Regions from separate parts of the Homo sapiens genome. Here region 2 is linked to region 1. A link is a loop called in an ENCODE intact Hi-C map of the cell type or tissue named here. Cell type or tissue: GM12878. All regions are shown on one strand. Links, peaks and the distances in the headings refer to the core of each region. The heading gives the core; the rest is flanking DNA.

Region 1 (10,956 bases), core at 6,774-10,773:
GTTGCCCAGGCTGGTCTTAATCTCCTGAGCTCAAGTGATCCTCCCAACTCAGACTCTGAAAGTGCTGGGGTTACAGGCGTGAGCTACCATGCCTGGCTGAAAAACAGATGATTTTGAAAAGTTTGGATTTATAGGCCGGGCACAGTGGCTTACACCTGTAATCCTAGCACTTTGGGAGGCCAAGGCAGGTGGATCAACTGAGGTCAGGAGTTTGAGATCAGCCTGGCCAACATGGCAAAACCCCATCCCTACTAAAAATACAAAAAAAAATTAGCTGAGCATGGTGGCAGGCACCTATAATCCCAGCTACTTGCAAGCCTGAGGCAGGAAAATTGCTTGAACCCGGTGGGGCACACAGGTTTGGATTTATATACATAAAACTAAAAATAGATTCTTTTTTAAATTGTTGTCTTTTCTGATTTTTTTTTCAGCTTACAATGACAAGATTGTTGCATTTCTACGTCAACCCAATATCTTTGAAATTCTACAGGAGCGTCAACCTGATCTTACCAGGAATCACTCACTCAGGTAACAATAATATTGGTATTTGGTTCAAGTTGCATAAGCACAAACCATTAAATCTTAGTTTTACTGATAGTTGTCTTGGAAATTTATTCTTTCTTTCTGACATCCTTTGCAAAACATCTTGTATGCAAATATTTTGTCATCATCACCAGGTATTGTAGTGCTGGCTTCTCTCTATTAAGTATAAAAGTTGAATAAAATCGGCCGGGCACGGCGACTCACGCCTGTAATCTCAGCACTTGGGGAGGCCGAGGCAGGCAGATCACGAGGTCAAGAGATCAAGACCATCCTGCCCAACATGGTGAAACCCCGTCTCTACTAAAAATACAAAAACTAGCTGAGCATGGTGGTGTGTGCCTGTAGCTACTCGGGAGGCTAAGGCAGGAGAATCGCTTGAACCTGGGAGGTGGAGGTTGCAGTGAGCTGAGATTTGCACCACTGCACTCCAGCCTGGCGACAGAGTGAGACTTTGTCTCAAAAAAAAAATAAATAAAGGTGAATAAAATCAACTAAACAACCCAGAACCCTATTTAAAAAACGAAATATGAAAAAAAAATTTAAGCCAAGCGTTTATCCTAGAAGTGCAGATTATAATGAAATTAATGACATAACTTTTTGAGTGTAACTTGAGTAAGCAAAAGTAGCATACAGTTTATTGAACTGAGATATATAGAGTTCCAGACTTGGTATTCACATTTTTCCATAATAAAAACAGATTAGAACCTAAGTAGGGAATCTGATATTCTCTAAAACTGAGCCTCACCTTGCATGAGCCCTCTCTTCTAAACAACTTTTCAAAACATCATTTCTCAAGCCCAGTTTTACTTTCCTGAATACATGCTGTTCCCCTTCCCTGGCAAGCTTTTCTCTCCTTCTAAGTTTGGGAAGCAAGATTTTTCCACTAAAACCCAGCAGAAGCTTTCCCTCCTTGAAATCTTTCAACTCCACTGTGGACTCTCACTTTCATGATCTAGGCTAGTATTTCTCTATCTAAGTGTGCTAGGCATCAGTGGGAATAGGAAAAGAAGAGTTTCTGCTGAAAATCTTTCTTAACCCCAAGTCCAGTTGTCACCTTTACTGGTAGAAGTATATTTGCCTGGTGGTACCATCCTGGCCCACAGCAGTGATTCCCAAATACTGATCCACTAAGTTGTGCCAAACTGTTTTCATCAGTATCACCTGGGAAGCTTTATATAATACAAAATGCCAGGTCATGCCTCCTCCAATTCCTCTCCCTTCTCAGAATTTATACCCCTGTTCTCCCATGCCCTACCCAGAAATTTAATTCAAGAGGTCTGGGGTAGAGCCTAAGAATTATTTTTTCAAAACCTCTCTGTATAATTCTGATGGCACAGTTGGCTGCAATAACCTTTGGTCTTGACACTATTTTGATCATGAGTCATGAAATGTATCACATTGTCCTTTGTACTGGTTTGACTTTATGACTTTTGTGTTTTGATTTGACTTTTCAAGTCCTTATGCGTTATTTTCCAATTAGATTTTAAGAGCCTTGCAAATAGGGATCTTATCCAACTCATCATTATTTTTCCTCCTTACTGTTCAAATATCTAGAATAGCATTTTGCACATACTGAATGTAAAAATATATATGTATATAGTTGTCGATTTGAAAATAAATTACCAAATATACTCACGATATTCTTGGTCTCATGTCTTTTTTTTTTTTTTTTTTTTTTTTTGGAGGTAGGGGGAGACGGAGTCCCACTCTTGTCGCCCAGGCTGGAGTGCAGTGGTGCGATCTCGGTTCACTGCAACCTCTGCCTTCCGGGTTCAAGCGATTCTCCTGCTTCAGCCTCCCGAGTAGCTGGGATGACAGGTGCCCACCGCAACACCCAGCTAATTTTTGTATTTTTAGTAGAGACGGGATTTCACCATGTTAGTCAGGCTGGTATTGAATGCCTGACCTCAGGTGATCCTCCCGCCTCGGCCTCCCGAAGTGCTGGGATTACAGGCATGAGTCACTGTGCCTGACCTTGGTCTCATGTCTTTAAAGTTGTCATTACCTTCTAAAGTTTGTAAAGGCTAAAGCTACAAAAAATTTCAAGTATTATACTATAAACACTGTGTATATAAAAATCCCAGTTTCACCTGGTTTCACATGGTTAATAACATTTGACTCAACTCTTAGTGCCTTCCCCAACATAAGCATGCTGTTCTTAACCACGGAAAAATTATAATAATTATGCAAGTGAAGATTTTGCATGTTTGTTTATTATGGCATCCACTCAGTAATCCACGTTCCCCTAGAGAATCTTGTGTAAGAAGTTTTAGTTCTAAAAAATTGCAGAAACAAGCCCCTCAGTGATCTAATTAGAAATGTTAGCAATCCTAGACCTCAAAGCAAAACAAACAAAATTCTTCCTCTTTTGCTAATCACAAAATAAAGGGAACTCTATTTTCTCTCTCTTCTACCACTTCCAACCAACACATGCCACTAGTTAATATCTGTTCCTCTAAGTGTACCCCATCCCCCACAAAACAGGAAACTCAAGAAGTTTTTCACTTTTTCTCTGCGTTCCACATTAGTGTGTAATACGAATTAACATATCTTTAAATCTCCACCATCAGAGAGATTAGGTGATCTAATCTACCTGGACAGGGCATTTGTCATTAGTCTTTAATGACTTGACAGAATCTTAACAGATCCTAACAGAGGGAAAAGCTGCAGGCCCAAGTTGGTAGCTTCAAGTTTTGTTTTGTTTTCTTTCTGCTTTTTAGAGTCTGAAAAGTCTCTAATCTCCTAAAGATGTTGAAGATTTTTTTTTAGTGGCATCTAGAGTCCTCAGTTAAGCATAATCTTTCTTCTAACATAGGATTCACATGGTAATCTATTTTTATGCAATTATTTGATAGGCTATGAAATATATTTCCATCTTTACAGAATGTGACCATGGGAAGCAGATGCTGTCATGATAAGTAAAAGTAAATCAATGAGATAATACCACTCCTCCTATCCAGAGTGTGTGTCACACTGCACTTTCATTTTCTGTCAAGTTTTTGGGAGTTAAATATTTTGCTTATCATAACATCGTAAAGGGGAAGTTTGTATATCTAAGAGAACATTCTGTTTTATATAGTTGTGAGGAGCATTCCCACAAACACAGGGGTGGGAAATAGGCTGAACTTCTTTAATTTCCTATTTCAATGATATTTTTGATAACAGATTTATACATGGAATGGAGCCACTCAGTAATCTATGTGTCAAAGTTCACTGTGGACCTTATATTCATACCTGGAGCAAGGACTCCCAGTACCAACATAGCTTGGCATATGTCCTTTCTCATCTGTGGCACACCACTTAAGATAAATATTCCTTCTTATTTTTCCCATAATATAATGATAAAAGTGGTAGCCCTTGAGAGATTGAAGTAGGTATACCTCTTTACTTTGTGTTTTCTTGGTTTGCTTGTGATTCATCCTAAGCCAGAGGATAGCAGGCAATTCATTTAGTTTGCATCTATGTATAGTTTTCTCTTCCCTGAGACTTCACTGGTGTGTCTTCCTGTCTATGTGGCTATGGTTTTCCATGCATTGTGATATGGCTTTTACTTTCAACTGCTGTATTTAAATCACTGCTCCCTATAAATTCATTTATCACGCAAATGTGAATGGTACTAAGTTGCTGTCCTTTTTTTTTTTAAACAAACCTCAGGAGATGTTTATTTCCCCTGTTAGAAAAATCAGCTTCCAAACGTCAGTACCACATCTGTAAAATGGGTAGTGTCCCCATGGCATTATTATATGCTACTACTGGTTCTCACTGAAAGAAGATGTTTGTATGCTATGACACTAAAATAAAAGCTGAAAAAAAGTTCTAACATTTTATACGAATACAAATATATTCATTAGAAAACAACCTTTAACAGTATTTTATAGGTGAATGTAATGCACATTTAAAAATTCAATAAAATTTTTAGTATTGGTGTTTGTATAGCACTATGTAATGAGAAAGGCCATGAACCTGAGTTAAGAGTTGAGAATTTCCCCTCTAATATGATTATTAAGTCCAGCCAGTAAATCTGTTCCCTACTAGTCCAGCTCTCCCCAGGCACCAGTGATTATTTTTGGCAGCAGGCTGTTTCCTCCTTGAGTGCTTCCTATATAACTCCCCTCACCATGAGGACATGATCTGTGATAATTTTTTCATTCTGGGTAGATTAGATCATTCCATATTTTATGTTATCAGGAAATCAGTAACTTGGGAGTCAAGAAATTCTGAACCACAAAAGGCAAATGGATATGTGTCTCAGGATTCACCAGACTAGAGGCAAATGCAGACTTGAACCTTCTATTTCCTTTCATTATCCTATTTGAAGAGCCCTGGGGTTTTGTTAGAGTTTAATTTTACTCTTAATTTTTTTATTTTAAAAATAATGGCCCATTTTGAAGTTTATCAAACAATACAGAATTTTAGTTAATAAAAAGTTAAAGTTTCAAAAGCTATCTTTCTTAAGATAAACCCTAGTGTTCAAAATTGCTAACCTATTTCTTTTCTAGCTTTGTGGCAAATGAATTTTTCTGCATATAATATTAGACTGGAAATGTTAGTCTTGGTTAACAACTGAAGTACTTGGTGAAAATAGCATGAATTTACTTCTGATGATCCATATGCATTTTCCTGTTAAGACCTGCCTAGCTCTCTCCCTTAGTCCTCTCCTGATTTGTTTACTTATCACTCAGATGTCTGGACCAACATGGCAAACTTCTGATCTTTGCTGTACCAAACTTAAATAATAGCAAATCTGGACTGAGACTATTATTTTCCTACAGACAGTTTACATAGGGATAATTATTGAATTTTTAAAGACACCTTTTTTTTTTTCTTTTGAGGCAGGGGGTCTCACTCTGTTGCCCAGGCTGCAGTGTAGTGTCGCGATCACAGCTGACTGCAGCATCAACCTCCTGGGCTCAAGCCATCCTCCTGCCTCAGCCTTCCAAGTAGCTGGGACTACAGGAGCACACCACCTTGCCCCGCTAATTGTTTTGTGTTTTTTTTTTTTTTTTTTTAATAGAGATGGAGTCTTGCTATGTTGTACAGGTTCATTTTGAATACCTGGGCTTAAGAGATCCTCCTGCTTCAGCCTCCCAAAGTGCTGGGATAACAGGCATGAGCCACTGTGCCTGGACACCTGATTAAAATAATTTATTGACACCACATAGTAATGGTCATTGGGAAGTCCTAATAGTAGACTCTGTCTCACTGGGAGAGCAGCAGTAATGGCTCTTAGAAGGTAGTTGAGTATAGCTCTTAAGATTTTGTTCAGGTTTGGAGCCAGAAAGGCCTAGGTTTGAATTCTGGCTCTGCAATTTACCCACCAGGTGACTTCGAATGAGACATTAAACAACCTCCAAGTTGTCATCCTCGTCTGTAAAATGGGGATCGGAATTTCTAACTTCCAGCATCTTTTTGAAGATTAAATGAAATAATATATGTATAAACCATTTGATACTGTGTAAGCATAGTAAGCATATAGTAAATTTAAATCAATATTATATTAGTAGTGTGCCCTTCACTTCTTTGTTCTATCAGAAGGACTCAGTTTAAAGTAATTTGCCCCTAAACTTACTCTAATTCTAAAAACCACTATTCCTGAAATTAATCATGCATATAAATGGACCAGTGTGATTCTGTGGATATAATTTAAATGCAACTAGGATCTAGGATCTCTTTTCCTTTTGGGGGTGGGGAGCGGACAGAGTCTCACTCTGTCACCCAGGCTGGAGTGCAGTGGGCACAATCTCGGCTCACTGCAACCTCTGCCTCCCGGGTTCAAGCAATTCTTGTACCTCAGCCTCCTGAGTAGCCAGAACTACAGCAATGCACTACCATGCCCGGCTAATTTTTGTATTTTCAGTAGAGATGGGGTTTCACCATGTTGGCCAGGCCAGTCTTGAACTCCTGGCCTCAAGTGATCTGCCTTCCTGGGCCTCCCAAAGTGTTGGGATTATAGGCGTGAGCCACCCTGCCTGGCCATCTTTAATTCAACTATTAATTTGTTTATAGGAGGGCTTTTTAGTGGTGCTGTCACATTGTTTCCTACAGGGAGCGTTACTCTAAAATATTTTACATTTACACAATAAAACCAGCCTTGACTGCTCCATGCCTAGACTGAGGACTGAGCCTTCTGGCTCAAGGTTTAGCTGGAAATTACTGAGGGCCAAAATATCATGGCAATATCATTAAGATAACGTTTTAGAAGCCATCCAAAGGTATATTAAAATACCTTTCCAAGGAACTAATTATCTTGTAGGCCTATTAAGAGATTAGAGACTTTCTTCTTCAGGGCAGTAAGGAACACAGATTCTTAGAACCTGTCATCTATTCTATGACTTCTGCAAAAGGAATAAGTGCTAGTCATGTTTTATTTGAATGGATGTACTAATTTATAGATCTGCATATGCTTTTGAATTGTATATCACGTATATATCTAATTTTCACATTTTTGATGCATGGAATCTCTTTTAACTATTAATGTCAACTTGAAGACAACTGGACAGTCAATCACCTAAAATTTAAAAGGCCCAAAACAGGAACTCCAATAGCCAAAATTAGTTTAGGTTCTTTTCATAGTATCACTCTCAGATATTTGTTAAATTATTTTCTGATAAACATTGTTCTCTGATGTAACTTTGAAAGATTCCCCAAATTATACATGCATTCATCCACTGGATATTTCTCCAAAGTATTGTGTTTTTTTGCTAATAAGTGGTTCAATCATGATTTTCAAGATGGTTTTCTTACATGAGGAATAATAATATTTTAGGTACATCTGTTTTACTGTTGATTTTTCCTACATTCTGTTATATTTATGAAGAAAACAGTTCAGTAAAATGTCATTTTCCTTTAGTAACTCATTAGACTTGGACTGTCTGTGGACCAAAGCAAAATATCAGTGCTGAAACCAGTCTCAGTGCCTTCCCCAACCCCAAAAGAATAATAAATCCACTTCTGAATCACAGAGAACAATGAGTTATTTATGATAGCACAAAGTAGTTTTTAATAAAATCTGCTTTTTACTTATATTTAAATAAATTGCCCAGTTACTGAATCAGAAGCATTTCTTACAAAGCAAACAAAATAAGCATCCCTTCTATGTTAATAACATGTTAATAGTATGTTGGCAAGTTGATTTAGAACAACTTGCCAACAATACAAACAGAAAAAGGAGTGGGTCAAAGAAATCTAGTTTGGCTTTATTTTCAATAGATCATACTGTCTGTTGAAAAAGGAATAAATAATTATGGAGCCTATCTAATAATATACTCAATAGTTTGAAATTATTGAGTGCTTCCTATATAATAGGCTCCAGGCTAAGTATTTCATTTGCATTCTATAATTATGTTTATATTAACATGAGGAAACAGAGTTAAGTAACTAAGTTCTTAGCATGCAGATAACTTATATCTATTTATGACAAACTTTGTCCCTACACATGTGGCTGATTAATTTCATATCTCTGGGTCCATAAGAATCGTATGACCATAATGGACTTAAATTCCCATAACCTTTTAACTGCTCGGCTGTATCTGTCAAGTCAGACAGTGCCCTGTGACTGTAATAATGAGTATGAATGATCAGTGCTCGTCTTCCTTTCTTGACATTATACCATTAGGCAAGTCAAAGCATTTCTCTAGAACTGCCTGAGGGCAGTTTTTGAAAACGTTTATTTGTGAATGTGCCACTGAACTGTATCTAGAGGAACCAGGATGTGCAGAGTCGGCAATCCAGAGTTTTGTGGTTTTGAGCATTGCTGCTTCTGGTTGTCTCCGAACACATGCCCTTCTTTAACTTCACCAGAATATTGGGTGGTTTCATGAGAATGTTTTCTGTGGGAATTCAGTCTTGAGACTTTGTTCATTGTCCTCAAATGATCTAGTAGAGTTGATCTTCTGGGGTGATTCCGTGCAGAGGAGGAAGTGGTTACACATACTGTGAGAGTCTGAGAGACAGCAGTAGCTGGAGACTTTTTCCTGAGTTTGTCGCTGTATAGTTTAGGTTCTCATTTTACAGTTGTGAGTTTTCATGTTAAGAGATTGCCTTTTTACCTGCCTTTGCATTTCTCTCCAGTGGATTCTGTTTTAGTAAATAATTGGACATTGGCTTTCCAATTCTTTTTTTATTTCTCTGCCACAGGAAAAAAAGAAAAAAAAAAGATAGCAAGATTGTTTATTCCAAACACCGGGTGGAAATTGTTAGGAGCCACATACGTTATTTTGGCCTAAATTAATCATGTCCCTGCTTTGTATTTTACTAAGCACTTATCAGGTAGACAGAAAAGTGTTTTGTACTTGGGGAACACAAAGATAAAGGAGGACGGGCTGAGCACCATAGCTCGTGCCTGTAATCCCAGCTACTTTGGGAGGCCGAGGTGGGTGGATCACTTGAGGTCAGGAGTTCACCTGGCCAACATATGAAACCCTATTTCCGCTAAAAATACAAAAATTAGCCAGACATGGTGGCGCATTCCTGTAATCCTAACTACACTGGAGGCTGAGGCAGGAGAATCACTTGAACCCGGGAGGCAGAGGTTGCAGTGAGTCGAGATTGGGTCTCTTCACTCCAGCCTGGGTGACACAGTGAGACTCCATCTCAAAAAAAAAAAGATAAAGGAGCAAGGGCTTTTGCCCTGAAGAAACTTATGTTTCAAAAGGAATTTAAGTTGTACCTCACTAGCCAAATCAGAAGGTGTACCCATAAAAGTGCTAGAATGTACTCTAAGGGGCACAGAGAGATAAACGTACCCATGTAGAGAGAGCCAAATGATAATACTTTGTATTAGTATAACCTTAATCTTCATTATATTACCACTGAGGTTGAATTGAATTTCTTTGTTAAGAAGAAGCCAGGCTGATGCAGTAAGTAGCTCACTCCTATAATCCTAGTAGTTTGGGAGGCTGAGGCAGGAGGATCACTTGAGGCCAGGAGTTCAAGACCAGCCCAGACAACATAGCAAGACCCTGTCTCTACAAAAATGTTTAAAAATTAGCTGGGTGTGGTGGTACATACCTGTAGTCCCACCTACTCAGGAGACTGAGGCAAGAGGATCACCTGAGCCCAGGAGTTTGAAGCTATAGTGAGCTATGATTGTACCACTGCACTCTAGACTGGGCAACAGAGAGGACTGCCACAGATTCCTTCTAACTGTATACATTATAAACTTGAATAAATATATTAAAGTAATTTTCAAACATTCCTCTAATCATGATCAGTTGTCTTTAACAACATTTCTCAAACTTGTTATGTTATTCCAAACGCTGGGTGGACTCATGAAAATTTGTAAGAGTCACATCTGTTATTTTTCCACTCTAAAAGGAAAAAGAAATATTGCGGACCTATAATGTTGACGTTAGTCACTTTTATTTTAAACTTAAATGTGTACAAATATAAAATATGTATAAACCTCTTATGCTTACAGCTTTTATAAACTACAAAACCAAAAGACATACAAATTAAGTTAAAAACTAGAAAAAATCAATAACATTTGAATTAATGCTATTAATATGAGGATACTTTGTTTTTCAGAAGCCAAATCACCAATGTTGAGACCATTATTGGTGGAAAGACACATTTGCACCTTTCTGTGCTTGTGTTTGACTTGATTCTTTTGATTTTTTGCATCTCTGGCCTAGCATGTGCCTCCTTGGAATTATCAGTCATCATTTTTCCTTCTTAACAAAAAGCTTATTTTTATCTACTGATTCATTGGTTTGATAAGCCAATTCATTTAATAGTGTAACCTGAAATACAATACTGAAGGATAAAACATATCATTGAATGTGCCTTGGGATGAGTGGATTCTACCACCACTTTTCTATTTGCAAACTATTGCAGAGCTTTTGTTCTTAGAATAAGCCAGGATATCTTTTATGCATTATTTAGCATGAATGCATAATTTTCTTTTTAAATCCATCTCTTTTATTTTCTCTTTAGCCTGTGGTAATTTACATATACATTACTTAACCCCACTTGATCATTTTCATGATGCAAGTTAATACTGTAAGAGAAAAGGTTTTTTTAATTGCTAAGCGAAGTGTGCGTAAGTGGCAGATGGGGACTGGTGTTATTATCATATTGAACATCAAGGCCCTGACAGCCTAAGGGCAGCCAGGTGTGTTCGCCGTCCCTTTAAAAGCTCACCTCTGATCACTTTGCACCAAGTGCCCTATAAATACAAACATGGGACCCGAAGTCATATGGCAAGATTCAGTCATAAATGTCATCCATCTCATCTAAAATATTATTATATTGTTTCATGTGCTTTGATCATCGAAGTGAAGACACAAAATTTAAAAATTCTTGCAGAGCTTGAGCTTATGTATGCAAATTTCTAGTAGACCAAGGATGCCAGTTTGAGAATCACTGGTCTATAGCATATTGGGCAAATACCTGGTAACCAAGAAGTGGTTCCTT
Region 2 (13,017 bases), core at 4,229-8,228, 110 kb before region 1:
GTTGGTGTTCCACAGACTTTTCTCTCCTAGGCTCTTTTCTCCTAATTTTGCTCTTGGCACCCTGCAATCTCATCTGTTTCCATGGATTCAGCCAATACCTATACACTTACATCCCCAATCTTCATTCTTTTTCTGAGTGCCATTATTGTATTTCTAGCTGTGGACTTGGCATCTCCACCTGGATTGGCCTCAGACCCCTCAAATTCATTGTAGCCCAAACAGAATTTGACCACATTCTTCATCCTCCTTCATACGCCTCTTTAATGTTGCTGGCAGCAGTTACGCAAATCAGACATTTGAGACTTATGCTTGCATTTTTCTTCATCACTTCCATCCAGGTGGCCTGGTCAATTAACCTCTTCAACTTATCTATATCTGGCTCCACTGCTTCAACTTTTATTCCTATCTTTGTTATCTTTCTCCTACCTTGAACCACTCTTCTGACTGATGCTTCTGCCACCAATTTCCTCTTACTGCAATTCATCCCCCATACTGCCACCAGAGCCACCTGTCTTATGAAAAATATAGTTTTGTCCCTGATCATGAAAGTTAAGCTTAGTGAAAAACATTTAAAATACAGAAAATAGAATAAAATGAAAGCTACTTGTGGTCCTGCTACCATTTGCAATATCATTTTTACTAGTATTGAGGCTGGTTACATTTCTAAAGGTCAGGGTTATCATGGAGCTACCCTGGTTTAGAACATTCATGTAAAGCAAGTGCCATTTCCGTTGGAAATGCAGTTGCTGTAGATGCTTTTTAAAGCCAGGTTATTTATAAATAATGAAGACAAAGTAGGGCACGTATTGCTACAAGACAGAGAATACAATCCGCTATTATATTGTACAGACTCTCATTCTATCCTTTTTCATGTTATATACCTATTCAGAAATTCTTTCTGGGGTTTACTTAGGGCTTCATCAACTAGAGATTTACAAAATCTGAATACATCTCTAGTTTCTAATTTTTTAAAAAACTGTAAGATAATGTTATTACATGTTTTTTTTTTGCCCTATGTGAATAACCAGAGGCCTTTTTTCGATTAAGTAATATAGTCATTTGGCCCAAAAAACTTTCTAAATGCAAAGAAGTAGTTTGACAGGTTTCCTTTCAACCTCTCATGCATTTCCAAATTTTTCCCTTTTTTTCTCACAGGTAACAATGCTCATTAGTTTCAGGTTTATTCTTTCAAAGTTTTTATACATATATGGATGGATATATATTCCACACATGTATATATATATATATATACACACACACACACATACTATATGTATATACACACACACATATACATACATGTATATCAATAAGCAAATACAACTATGTAGAAATTTTCACCTCTTTTAATATAAAAAATAGCAAAATATATGCACTATTCTACACTTTGTTTCACTTATATATTGTTCAGATTTTTCCAGGTCAGAACATAGAAAGAGTCCCATTCTTATATATGTGCACACTTTTATTGTTGAGATGTAACATAATTTATTAACTGGTATATTTGATGGGTTAAGTAGTGGACATTTAAATTGTCTCCAGTTTTCTCTATTACAAACAAATAGTGCTGTAATGAATAATCATACATATATGTATATATTTAAATCACATTAGTGTTTTGTCTTGCTTAATATTACGTTTAATTTTATTTCAGTTTAAACTAGTTAAAGACTAATGTCAGCTGTGTCCTGCAGTAGATTTCTGCAGGAAATCTGGCAGTTTAGGAAAGCTGTCTTCTTTATATCACACTAGACTTCTAGTCATGGTCCACAGAGAACCTTATCATGGGGATGTTGCCTTACTAATGACCCTTATAACCTCAGCTGGGTCTGATTTCTGGGAAACTCTTGCCCTCCTGGTAGGAGGCAAATGTCTGCTTCCTGACTTCCCAGAACTTTTCGTCTACTTTTATTTATTATAATATAAGGAACATTTTCTGGCTATTAATAGACTGGAACCTGCTTCTTTATAATCCTGACGCTATGAGAAACCAGTGACCTGCTTGAAAATTTCACTGTTGGTTGATTTTGGGTAGAATTTTATATGGACATTGATTTTACTTTATTTTTCTATACTGATTTACAACTTATTAACAGCTAAGGCACCAAAGCATTATGAAATGAAGATAAAACCTTCATAGAAGCTACTATCATAGTCCACATGGTTAGTAGGACATGCTGAATTTAATCATTTTTCTAGTAGGAGGGATGACTTTGTGCTGAACTGATCCTTAGACTCAGTGACGTGAGAACCATGTGGGGTGATTGGTGAGGTTCATGGTCACAGAACAGTGTCTTAAGGGACTTTAGACTTTCTAAAGAGCATCATGCTTTAAGCAACTGTGCTTATTGTAAATGGCAGCTGAGAAGCCGGGTAGGGTTTTCCTACGGGGCTTAGGTCAGGGGTTTTCTTACCCCAATCTAATCTTCAAGGGATGATTGTGAGGAGAAGCACTTCGGGAATGGTAGAGTGAGAACCCCCACCACCACATTCTGCTCCCCAAAAAAGCAATGAAAACACTGGAGAAAATTGCAAAAGTCAACTTTTTTAGAACTCTGGAAATCAGCCAAAAGCTTTCAAGTACATGAGGAGCATTTATTCAAGAAACAGGTTGAACTCAGCACAGTAGGCTTTGGCTGTGTAACATTTTATTATGACTTGCCTTTTATCATTCCTGTCTCCCCAGCTCTGCAATAACTGAAAACCAGAAGCTCTGCAACCATGGTAGTCATGAAAACAAACACACCTTACGAGCCACTAACGGCAGCAGAATGGGTTTGGAGCTTCCCCAAAAACCTCATCCCTGTTAGAGAATTGTCACTACCTGACATGTCTGGCAGCTCTCTGGAAAAGCCCCATTTGCAGGACTTTCGTTAACCTGGCTCATAGCTTCTTTGGTGCAAACAACCCTATCACCAGAACACTTTTCAAAAACAACCAATGACAGTTGTTTAACACTGCACTTACCTGAGGTGGCAATACCACTTGGGGCACATAAGGGACTAACAGAAAAAAACGGAAAAGGACAATATAGAGAAAGAGATGTGCATAGCAGGCTTTGAAAAGCTCAAATATATTCCTGGGAATTGGGAAAGCCAAATGCATACAAAGGGCTGTGTGCATACCCAGGAGAGACCTTATTTTCTTCTGTGCCTGACCTTCAGGCTCTGTGCAAGCAGGAAGTAAAAGTTAAGGCAGAGCTATAAACTGCTTAGAGTACTGAAGGAGTGTTCCATCAAACACACACAGCCCATCAGCAAAGGCTGGGGGACTTACTGATTGAGTGCATTTAAGCAAATCTTTGTGCATTTGTTATCCAACCACTGAGTGAACTGAGCAGGGACTTAAATAGCCACACAGGACAACTGCTTCACCCCTATGAACTTCTAATAGGGATATTTTCTTAAATAAGCAAAATGTCTTTATTATGCTTAATATTATACACAAGAATTATCTAATATTAAAATTTCACTGTTTCTCAAAAATAATTGATTTAAGCAAAATCCAGTTAACAATTTATTTATTATGTCACCTTTAATGTAGAGCAGTACCTTCTCCCCTCATCCTTTTTTTTTTTTTTTTGCTGGAGAATAGCATACATGCAGAGAAGTAAAATCATCATAAATTTATGGCTCTTGCATCTTCTCAGTAACACTCTTCCTTAAAGGTAACCATTGTCCTGACTTCAAACACCATAGGCTAATTATGTCTCTTTTATTGTTTTATTGAGGAATTGCACATATTTAGGAAAGTCCTTAAGGTGCCATAATCTTTTTGTTTTTTTTTTTTTTTTTTTGAGACGGAGTATTGCTCTGTCGCCCAGGCTGGAGTGCAGTGGTGTGATCTCAGCTCACTGCAAGCTCTGCCTCCCGGGTTCATGCCATCCTCCTGCCTCAGCCTCCTGAGTAGCTGGGACTACAGGCGCCCGCCACCACGCCTGGCTAATTTTTTGTATTTTTAGTAGAGACGGGGTTTCACCATGTTAGCCAGGATGGTTTCGATCTCCTGACCTCGTGATCCACCCGCCTCGACCTCCCAAAGTGCTGGGATTACAGGCATGAGCCACCACGCCCAGCCAAGTTGCCATAATCTTAAGTGTACTGTGTAATGAACATTTACGTATGTGTAGACCTGTATAACTGCCACCCAGATCAGGACATAGAGTATTCTCAGCACCTCAAAAGTCCTTCTCATACTCCCAATCACAGCCTCCTTAAGGCTTGATTGTAGGTTAGTTTTGCCTGTTTTTGAACTGTAAATAAAAATAGACTTATTTAGAGTGCATTAGTTTTATCTGACTCTTTTCACTATCATTTTTTCCTTTCATTTTTCACAGTGCCAGTGACAACTGTATCTGTTGTCCTTGAGAATGTCTCACATTCAGGATTTGTTTTTTTTTTTGCTCACTGGTATTGTCTTTTAACTTGTTCCACTGACTCCCTTATTTCTTATAAATTGGAGGTTAACCAAAAGGGTCTTGAATATCATCAAGTTAATGTTTTTCCCCAAGGATGCTTCTTTGGTGGTGCTGTGTACTTCATGTTGCATTCCATCAAAAGTTACACAAGAGTCTGACTGCCCCATTCTTCGTGATGCTAAGATTGATTAGTGGGTTCAAGTTGTGGCAGCGTAATGTCTTCGTTAGAATGTTTCTCATTGATTTTTTTGTCTAATGTTTTCAAATATATTATTTTCTTATGCATTGAAAAATTATGAATTTTGTAATTATCTTATTTCTTCTGTACTTATTTCCTGGAATTCTTATGTAAAAAGCACTTCTCCTCATGGCTTGTTAGTACCTTTGAAATACTGTTCATTCTGGAAAAGCAAAATGATGCTTAATTCTTTAATTTTCAATGACAGTTTTCAGAATATGTGGGCATTGGTGCCCTAGTTATTGTCAATTGTGACTAATGAGTTTTACTTTTATTTTATTTAGGGGCTACATATATTTTAATATTGCTATGAACTCGTGTTTAAACATTTTATTTTCATGTGTTCTAATGAATTGCAGGGTTTTGAAAATATTCTAATTGGGCCAATGGGGAAAGCTATACAAGAAGGTGTTTTAAGAGTAGTTTTATATTTTATCCCTGGTATCTCCACTCTGAACACTTATTCTCTCTGTAGGTAACCATTTGTGGTGGCTTCTTCTTTATCATTTCCGTGTTTCTTTTCATAAATAAAAGCACATTGTATGAAATTGTGTGTGTATGGGGGTGGTGGTGCAGTATATATGCTATTTCAGCCCTAGGCAATGGGAATTAAAGTGATTTAGCCAAGATGACAAAAAGATGACATGGTAGGGCCTGAATTTAAACTTAGGAATCTGACTTCTGAGCTTGGGTTTTTAACCACTCTGCTCTACTTATGGCAGTCCCATTGACTCCCAACCCAAGGAAAGGCCAAAGAGGAGACAGTTGTGATTTTGCTACTCTTAGAGTAATACGTGCAAAACTAATCTGAACACAGATTTAACAGTGGAACTTGTTTTTAAAATAATTGCAGAAATGCTTTGTGAGACTGCATCTGAGTAAACTTGTGCCAAGAAAATATATACTTCTTGATTTTCTTTCCTTTTTTTCTCTTTTGTATTTTGCTTGTTTGTTTGGTTCACATTTTCTAATTTGGCTTAGCAGTATTGACTTAATCTGCTGGTAAGAAACAGTGAGAAAAACTTATTTTAAGTGCTTTCAGATGTTGCAATTGTTATTGCATGAGAAATTTGTAAAATGGAAACTTTGCTTCATTCATGCATTAACTATGCTGAGGATATTTCAGGAAAATCTGCATGATATGGTTTGGCTATGTTCCCACCCAAATCTCATCTTGAACTGTGGCTCCCACAGTTCCCACGTATTGTGGGAGGAACCCAGTGGGAGGTAAGTGAATCGTGGAGGTGGGTCTTTCCCATGCTGTTCTCATGATAGTGAATAAGTCTCATGAGATCTGATGGTTTTATAAAGGGGAGTTCCCCTGCACAAGCCCTCTCTTGCCTGCTACCATGTAAGACGTCCCTTGCTCTTCCACCATGATTGTGGGGCCTCCCTAGCTATGTGGAACTGTGAGTCAGTTAAACCTCTTTCCTTTACTAATTACCCAGTTTCGGGTATGTCTTTATGAGCAGCGTGAGAACAGACTAATACACTGCATCAGGACAATTTTTAGTACCTTATATCAAGAATACAATTGTTGCAAGTAGATAACTTTAAAACTGACAAAAAAATCAAAATGACCATAATATAATTTGCCTCTTAGGTTGTGTTTGAGACTCTCTCTTCGGGATTCTCAGAATTTACTCATTATTTTATCACTGAAAGTTTAAGCTACTTTTCCGTGGCACTAACTAGCGGATAGCTTTGGCCAACCTGGTTTCTCTTTGATTTAGGAATTAATGTTATTAAAATTTCCTTGGCATGTTTATGAAATTTGAGTATGATCAAACAATAATTTTTATAGAGTTTGTAACTCTATGTTTTTTCCCCCAAGGAATGAAAAACGATCTTAATTAATTCATTCATTTATTTTTATGTATTGATTTTTTTTTTGAGATGGAGTTTTGCTCTTGTTGCCTAGGCTGGAGTGCAGTGGTGTGATCTTGGCTCACTGCAACCTCCACCTCCCGGGTTCGAGATTCTCCTATCTCAGCCTCTTGAGTAGCTGGGATTACAGGTGCATGCCACCACACCTGGCTAATTTTTGTATTTTTAGTAGAGACGGGGTTTCATCGTATTGGTCAGGCTGGTCTCGAACTCCTGACCTCAGGTTGATCCGCCTGCTTCAGCCTCCCAAAGTGCTGGGACTACAGGCGTGAGCCACCATGCCCGGCCCTTTTTTTTTTTTTTATGACAGAGTCTTGCTCTGTTGCCCAGGCTGGAGTGCAGTGGTGTGACGTGATGTTGGCTCACTGCAATGGCCGCCTCCCTGGTTCAAGCAATTGCTACCTGCCTCAGCCTCCTGAGTAGCTGGGATTACAGGTGCGCACCACTGCACCCAGCTAATTTTTGTATTTTTAGTAGAGATGGGGTTTCGTCATGTTGGCCAGGCTGGTCTCAAACTCCTGACGTTGTGATTCATCTGCCTCGGCCTCCCAAAGTGCTGGGATTACAGGCATGAGCCACTGTGCCCAGCCGAAAATCTATTTTAATTTATGTTTTGTTGTTGGATTCTTGTTTTTTACTTCTCAGTATGATGAGATTATTTTTGATGTGGCTTTTTGTCTATTATATTCTTAGTATCTCTTCAAATTGTTGTTTAAATAGTTGCTCTTAAATATACAAATTTGGAGACCAATAAGTTATGAAGTACTTCACACTTCTGGTTTGGGGCAAAGTTTGAGGGTAATAAAAGCTAAGATTCAGAATGTGTTATTATTCTTTTAATCAAAAATATGTATTGTGCCCTTCCCACCATTAGGTAATTGTTAGGAAAATGGAGATTAATAAAACGTGGTTCTGAGCCTGAAGGAACGTAGACTGATAGAGGGAATTGGACCTGACAGTGTATCCAAATGGACCAGATTTTCCTAACTGGCATAAGAAGGTACATGCGAAAGTACTTTGAATAGTAGACATATAAGCTTCAAGAACGTGTTCATCAGCCTTGGAAAAATGTATGGCATTGGTGATATAGAACAAGTGTCATTCATAATATCTGCATAACTGCAATACAGTAATAAGTAGAGGCTATTTCACTTTTATTCTGGACAATCTCCATTAGAAAAATTGAAATAGATGATGTTTCTCTGTAGACGTTTTCCCACCTCTCATGTTTGATTCCTTTTTCCTAGCCATTGCATGATACCAATATCCACATCTTTTTCCACTGTTGTGTTCCCACTAATAATCAATTTTGATTCTCAAGTATACACTTGCCAGTCTTTTACCCGTCCTGATGTTTTGAAAAAGGTTACCACTTCCTTTTCTTTCAAAACCCAGTGGTAACAAGCTGTGAAATTAAAAACATACTTCCCAAACTGGCAAAAACTATTATTTCAATGAAAAAAGTAAAAGTAGAATCTATTAAAGTTTATAGAGAAACTGGAAATATCTGTGATCATGAATGCTCACAATGATTGATTGCAGTGTGATTTCTGTGTGTGTCTGTCTGTGTCTGTTTCCAGTCAGAGTTAGAGAGGCTCTAAGATAGACTGGGACTCCGAATTCTTTTAATATTTATGTTTGATTTAAATTGATGTCATGATTCCATTTGGGACAGTTCTCTTTAAGTTGATATCTGCTGAATACTTGAAGTTTTGAATACAACAGCTCAACAGATTGAAACTAGTTTTCTTTTTCTTTTTTTTCTTTCTTTTTTTTTTTTGAGACTGAGTCTTACTCTGTTGCCCAGGCTAGAGTGCAGTGGCATGATCTCAGCTCACTGCTACCTCTGCCTCCTGGGTTCCAGCAATTCTGCCTCAGCCTCCCGAGTGGCTGGGATTACAGGTGCGCACCACCACGACTGGCTAATTTTTGTATTTTTTAGTAGAGACGGGGTTTCACCATGTTGGCCAAGCTGGTCTTGAACTCCTGACCTTGTGATCTGCCCACCTCGACCTCCCAAAGTGCTGGCATTACAGGCATGAGCCACTGCGCCCGGCCAAAACTAGTTTTCATGTGCCGTCTTTGCTTCTTTTTTTTTTTTTTTACTCTTCCCTTACTGGATGTATCCCACGTCTATGCTTTGTCCCCTAGAGGTGACCTTATGGTGGATGATACTTGTATTTTTTAGAATCTTGAGATATGAGTTGTTGATAATACTTTGTGGATAGCTACAAGGTCACTTTTTGGGGAAACTGCTTGATAAATGAAAACTTCTTTCTGAATATTTCATAAATCCACAGTACAAATAAGATTTTCAAATGTCAAAATAGTTGATGATTAAAGATAGATTTGCAAGGGCAGTGCAGAGGATGTAGAAAGATAAGAGAGAGATGCCAGCCTTCATTTTTTTCCTGTATTACTGTTTCTGTATTTGTCTGTGACACTAAGCCACAATGAAGCGTTTCTTTTCTGATTAGTAAGGTAATGCAAGTTCATTGTACACCACTTGGAAATTATGGACAAATATGAAGGACTTAGGTTTTCCAGCCAAGCTATAACTACTATGAACATTTTGGCATATTTCTTTTACAACTTTAAATATAGATTGTATACATATTTATTTTATAATCCAGTTAAGCTCCTATTGTACATATAATTTTGCAGTATGTTTTTCCACTTATTATCTCATGAACGTTTTCCATGTTATTAAAAATTATTTGAGAATATCATGGGATGGCTACATAATACCCTATAATATGACTGTACCACAATTTACCTTTTCATTAATTTCTGGACAGTTATTTAGCTTCTAATTATTATGAATCATGACATATTATTCACCGTTGAATTTATATAATCTTTGGTGGCACATATTTATTTATTTATTTATTTTATTTTATTTTTTTTGAGACGGAGTCTCTCTCTGTCGCCCAGGCTGGAGTGCAGTGGCGGGATCTCGGCTCACTGCAAGCTCCGCCTCCCGGGTTCACGCCATTCTCCTGCCTCAGCCTCCCAAGTAGCTGGGACTACAGGCGCCCGCCACTACGCCCGGCTAATTTTTTGTATTTTTAGTAGAGACGGGGTTTCACCGTTTTAGCCGGGATGGTCTCGATCTCCTGACCTCGTGATCTGCCCGCCTCGGCTTCCCAATGGTGGCACATATTTCTTGAGCATGCACCTTATTTTGCTTATCAAGCCATGGCAGATAATTTTTTTCATGTATAATCATTACTTTTTTGTTTGTTTCCCCTTGTACTCTTATCCTTTACTGAAGGAAGTTGTTAAATTTTAAAAACAATAGCTTTTTTTAAGTTTGAGATGTTTGTATATAAACCCTGAAATAGGTTAGAAGGTAAAATTACAAATCCTGATGACAGCAGTTTATGATGGAAATGCTTACGGACCTTTAAATATAGCTTGGTAGGGAAGGGTGGGAGTGAATCAAGTTGTTACAGTTTGTTCCAGGAAGGACATTTTGGATGAATGCCATCTGCTTTTACAAAGATGTCCTGTGATTTTAGTTATATTTGCTCCACTTAACCTTTCCCAAAGTGTGCTGAAACAAATGTATGTGGTACACTAAAAGAAATTAACATAATTATAATTCCTTTGGTTAATTGAAAACAGGCAATTCTTTTTCTCCAAAGATGTTACTTGAATTACAAACAAAGTACTGAATTTGAACATGGTTTGGGCATGTTAGATAACCTAGATCAAGGAGACTGCAGAGGCCAGTTCATCTAGCCAGCTGCCTTCCTGGTGGACTATCCTTTATCTATTTTGTGTACTTGTCAGAGTGAGAAAATTCCAAGAACTTCTCTAGATTTTATTTCAGTGATTTAGAGTCTTCCTTGTTAAGAATAACAACACTCATATCTGAGCTTTTACTGCAGCAAGCGTGGACTCTGCACCAGGTCGTGTGCTGCTGACTTTATGTAGCTTCACAATCCTCTCAAAATTGTACTGGCTGTGCCTCGTTATCCCAATTGTACAGATGTGAAAACTAAAGTTTAGGGAGTTAAATCACTTGGCCAACCTCACACAGCTAAAAAGGTGTCCATTTTTGGCCGCGGAACCAAAGCTGTTCTGGACAGCCTACAAGCTGTCAGAGAGTTCTTAGTCATATAGTTAACCGATTACATGAGAAAATGTCTTAAAAATTGGGTTTCTAAAAAAAATGTTAAGCAAATAAAATGAACAAATTTAGTGTGCAACTTATAAGCATCAGAAAGCAAATTTGGACACTTAATAGTTGACTTCCTAACTCTTCTCAAAGGGGGACACAATTAGGTAGGGAGGAAAAAATCCTCATTTTTATTCTTCCTGGCCAGAGATCTTGGCAACTGGGAAAGTGGTTGCTATTATTGTGACTTTACCCATTGTATGCACAGATTCATACTTCCAGGTTCTCCATCCTACACCTTTTATAAACACCATGTTTAACTTGGAAAGGGAAAATGTTATTCTTGGCAACACTTATATACCAAAAGTAGAAACTGTAGGGGACCACCAAAGGATATTATCAACCAGGAAGCAGATACCGTAAAGAATATATCTAACATTTAACTTTAATACTGTTCACAGTGCAGGTCTTCAATAAGGGAGAAAATTATGATTCAAAGTTTACTAGGAGGCAGGGAAACCACAAAATGAGATCCGTGTCCCATGTATTTATGACTAGAATAATTTACTGATACTTTGTGCTTCTTATTACTGTTATTGCCACATATCAAGAAAATCATTAGATAGTTGATAGGGACCTGGCATTAAGATGAGCAAAGCAGTTAAAGGACCTGCTTTTTGAGAATAGCAGAATGAGAGACCATAGTTTCATGTTAGCAAAAATGCACAGATAGGGTACAGATATTAATACAATGATAGCATTCGTCACTGAATCCTCAAATGTTAAGACTCAAGGGTCTCTTTGAAAATTAAAAGAAAAATAAAAGTGAAAAAGTACTACTTTACACTGTTGAAAGTAAACTTTTAAGAAATGTTACTAAAATGTTATTCTAAAAGGGGATACAAGCTAAAAAGAAGTTGGTAGATTCACAGAAAACAGAGATCGTTCATTGCTGACAGATTCACAGTAAGTAATTATGAGAAGTTGAGGATATTCACTTTTGTATTAAAATCCTGGGTTAGGAGAGGCTCACTGGACTAACCAAGAAGGCCGGTTCTTCTCTGTAGAGTTCACCAGTGCTTCGCAGACTACCTGTGGACATTGATCTTTTGTAAAATAGAGTGAAAATAAGCTAGTAGAAAAAGAAATGGAATAAAATACAAGATCTATAAAATATGAGTCCAAAATTTTATTATTAGATTGAATAGACATAAAATTACTCTGACAAATTTCTGTAAAAGTTTCTAAGAGCTTCCAGTCAGTTTCTAGACCTATCTCAGATTATAAACAACCAATTCATGGACCAGCACTTACCCATGGCCCACATTTTGTGGAGCACTGTTCTCAGCTTAAATAGAATCTAAAACTTTGTTCTCATGTTAGTGCCCCTTTCTGTCTTCTTTATTCCTGTACTTGCTTGTCCTTTTACTATGCTTTTTTATTCTTTATTTAAAAGTAGATTGAACATAATAATTGTGAGCTGTTAAGGTAGGGGACACATTACAGGTACAGATGTATGTCTGTTTTTGAGTTTAATAAAATGAATATGCAAAATCAAAAATGACATGTACCTATACGTGTACATTAATATATGGACTATTGGATTTTAAGACTCTACACCATTGTCTGTTAGAAATGTGGTTCAAAGAGTACCTGTATCAGAATTAGCTGAGGTAACTGTTTAAAAATGCAGACTTTAGGGGGCAGAGCAAGATGGTGGAATAGAAGCCTCCACTGATTGTCCTCTTACAGTAACACCAAATTGAACGACTCTCCACACACAAAAAAACACCTTCATAAGAACCAAAAATCAGATGAGCAATCACAGTATCTGGTTTTAATTTCATGCCACTGAAAGAGGCATTGAACAGGGTAGGAGAGAGAGTTTTTCATTGCTGACACTGCATCCCCCCTATCCTCCAGCAGCAGCAAGTGGCACAGAGAGAGAATCTGTGCGCTTAGGGGAGGGAGAATGCAGTGATTGTGGGACTTTGCATTGAAATGCTGTGCTGTATTGTCACAGCAGAAAGCAACGCTGGGCAGAACCTAGCTGGCACCCACAGAGGGAGCATTTAGATCAGCCCTAGCCAGAGGGGAATCACTCATTCTAGCAGTCAGAACCTGAATCCCAGGAAGCCTCGCCACCATGGGTTAAATTGCTCTGGGGTTGTAAATAAACATTAAAGGCAGTCTAGACCACAAGGACTGCAATTCCTGGGCAAGTCCTGGTGCTGTGCTGGGCTTAGAGCCAGTAGACTTTGGGGGCTTGTGACCTAGTGAGACACCAGCTGGGGTAGCCAGGGGAGTGCTTGTGCCATCCCTCTCCCACCCCCAGGCAGCACAGCTCACAGT

Evidence for each region. Hi-C counts contacts between places; a loop is a spot of excess contacts. Peaks named below come from ENCODE experiments on the same cell type or tissue, not always from the same donor. Only the 100,000 strongest peaks of a DNase experiment are listed, where the experiment ranks them.
Region 2: it touches region 1 in a loop (12-fold over the local background); 1 of 110 quality-filtered maps calls a loop at or near these places.

What each region holds. Positions count from the first base shown.
Region 1 is chr2:196,260,765-196,271,720 of GRCh38, reverse strand. It overlaps HECW2 (HECT, C2 and WW domain containing E3 ubiquitin protein ligase 2), which reads left to right. Exons shown (of 29, transcript NM_001348768.2): 17 at 432-528. It overlaps HECW2-AS1 (HECW2 antisense RNA 1), which reads right to left. Exons shown (of 3, transcript NR_110226.1): 3 at 7,517-8,670. Among named protein-coding and RNA genes, the nearest start is that of HECW2-AS1, 6.2 kb to the right of the region's middle. RefSeq lists an enhancer at 8,387-8,506. In GM12878, for the core only: no CTCF peak of the experiment used is centred there; a DNase peak (open chromatin) is centred at 8,380; H3K4me3 peaks cover 774 bases; H3K27ac peaks cover 2,245 bases.
Region 2 is chr2:196,370,464-196,383,480 of GRCh38, reverse strand. The region is part of intron 2 of HECW2 (HECT, C2 and WW domain containing E3 ubiquitin protein ligase 2); the gene reads left to right. Among named protein-coding and RNA genes, the nearest start is that of HECW2-AS1, 120 kb to the right of the region's middle. RefSeq lists enhancers at 2,947-3,086, 5,801-6,040. In GM12878, for the core only: no CTCF peak of the experiment used is centred there; a DNase peak (open chromatin) is centred at 5,910; H3K27ac peaks cover 3,948 bases.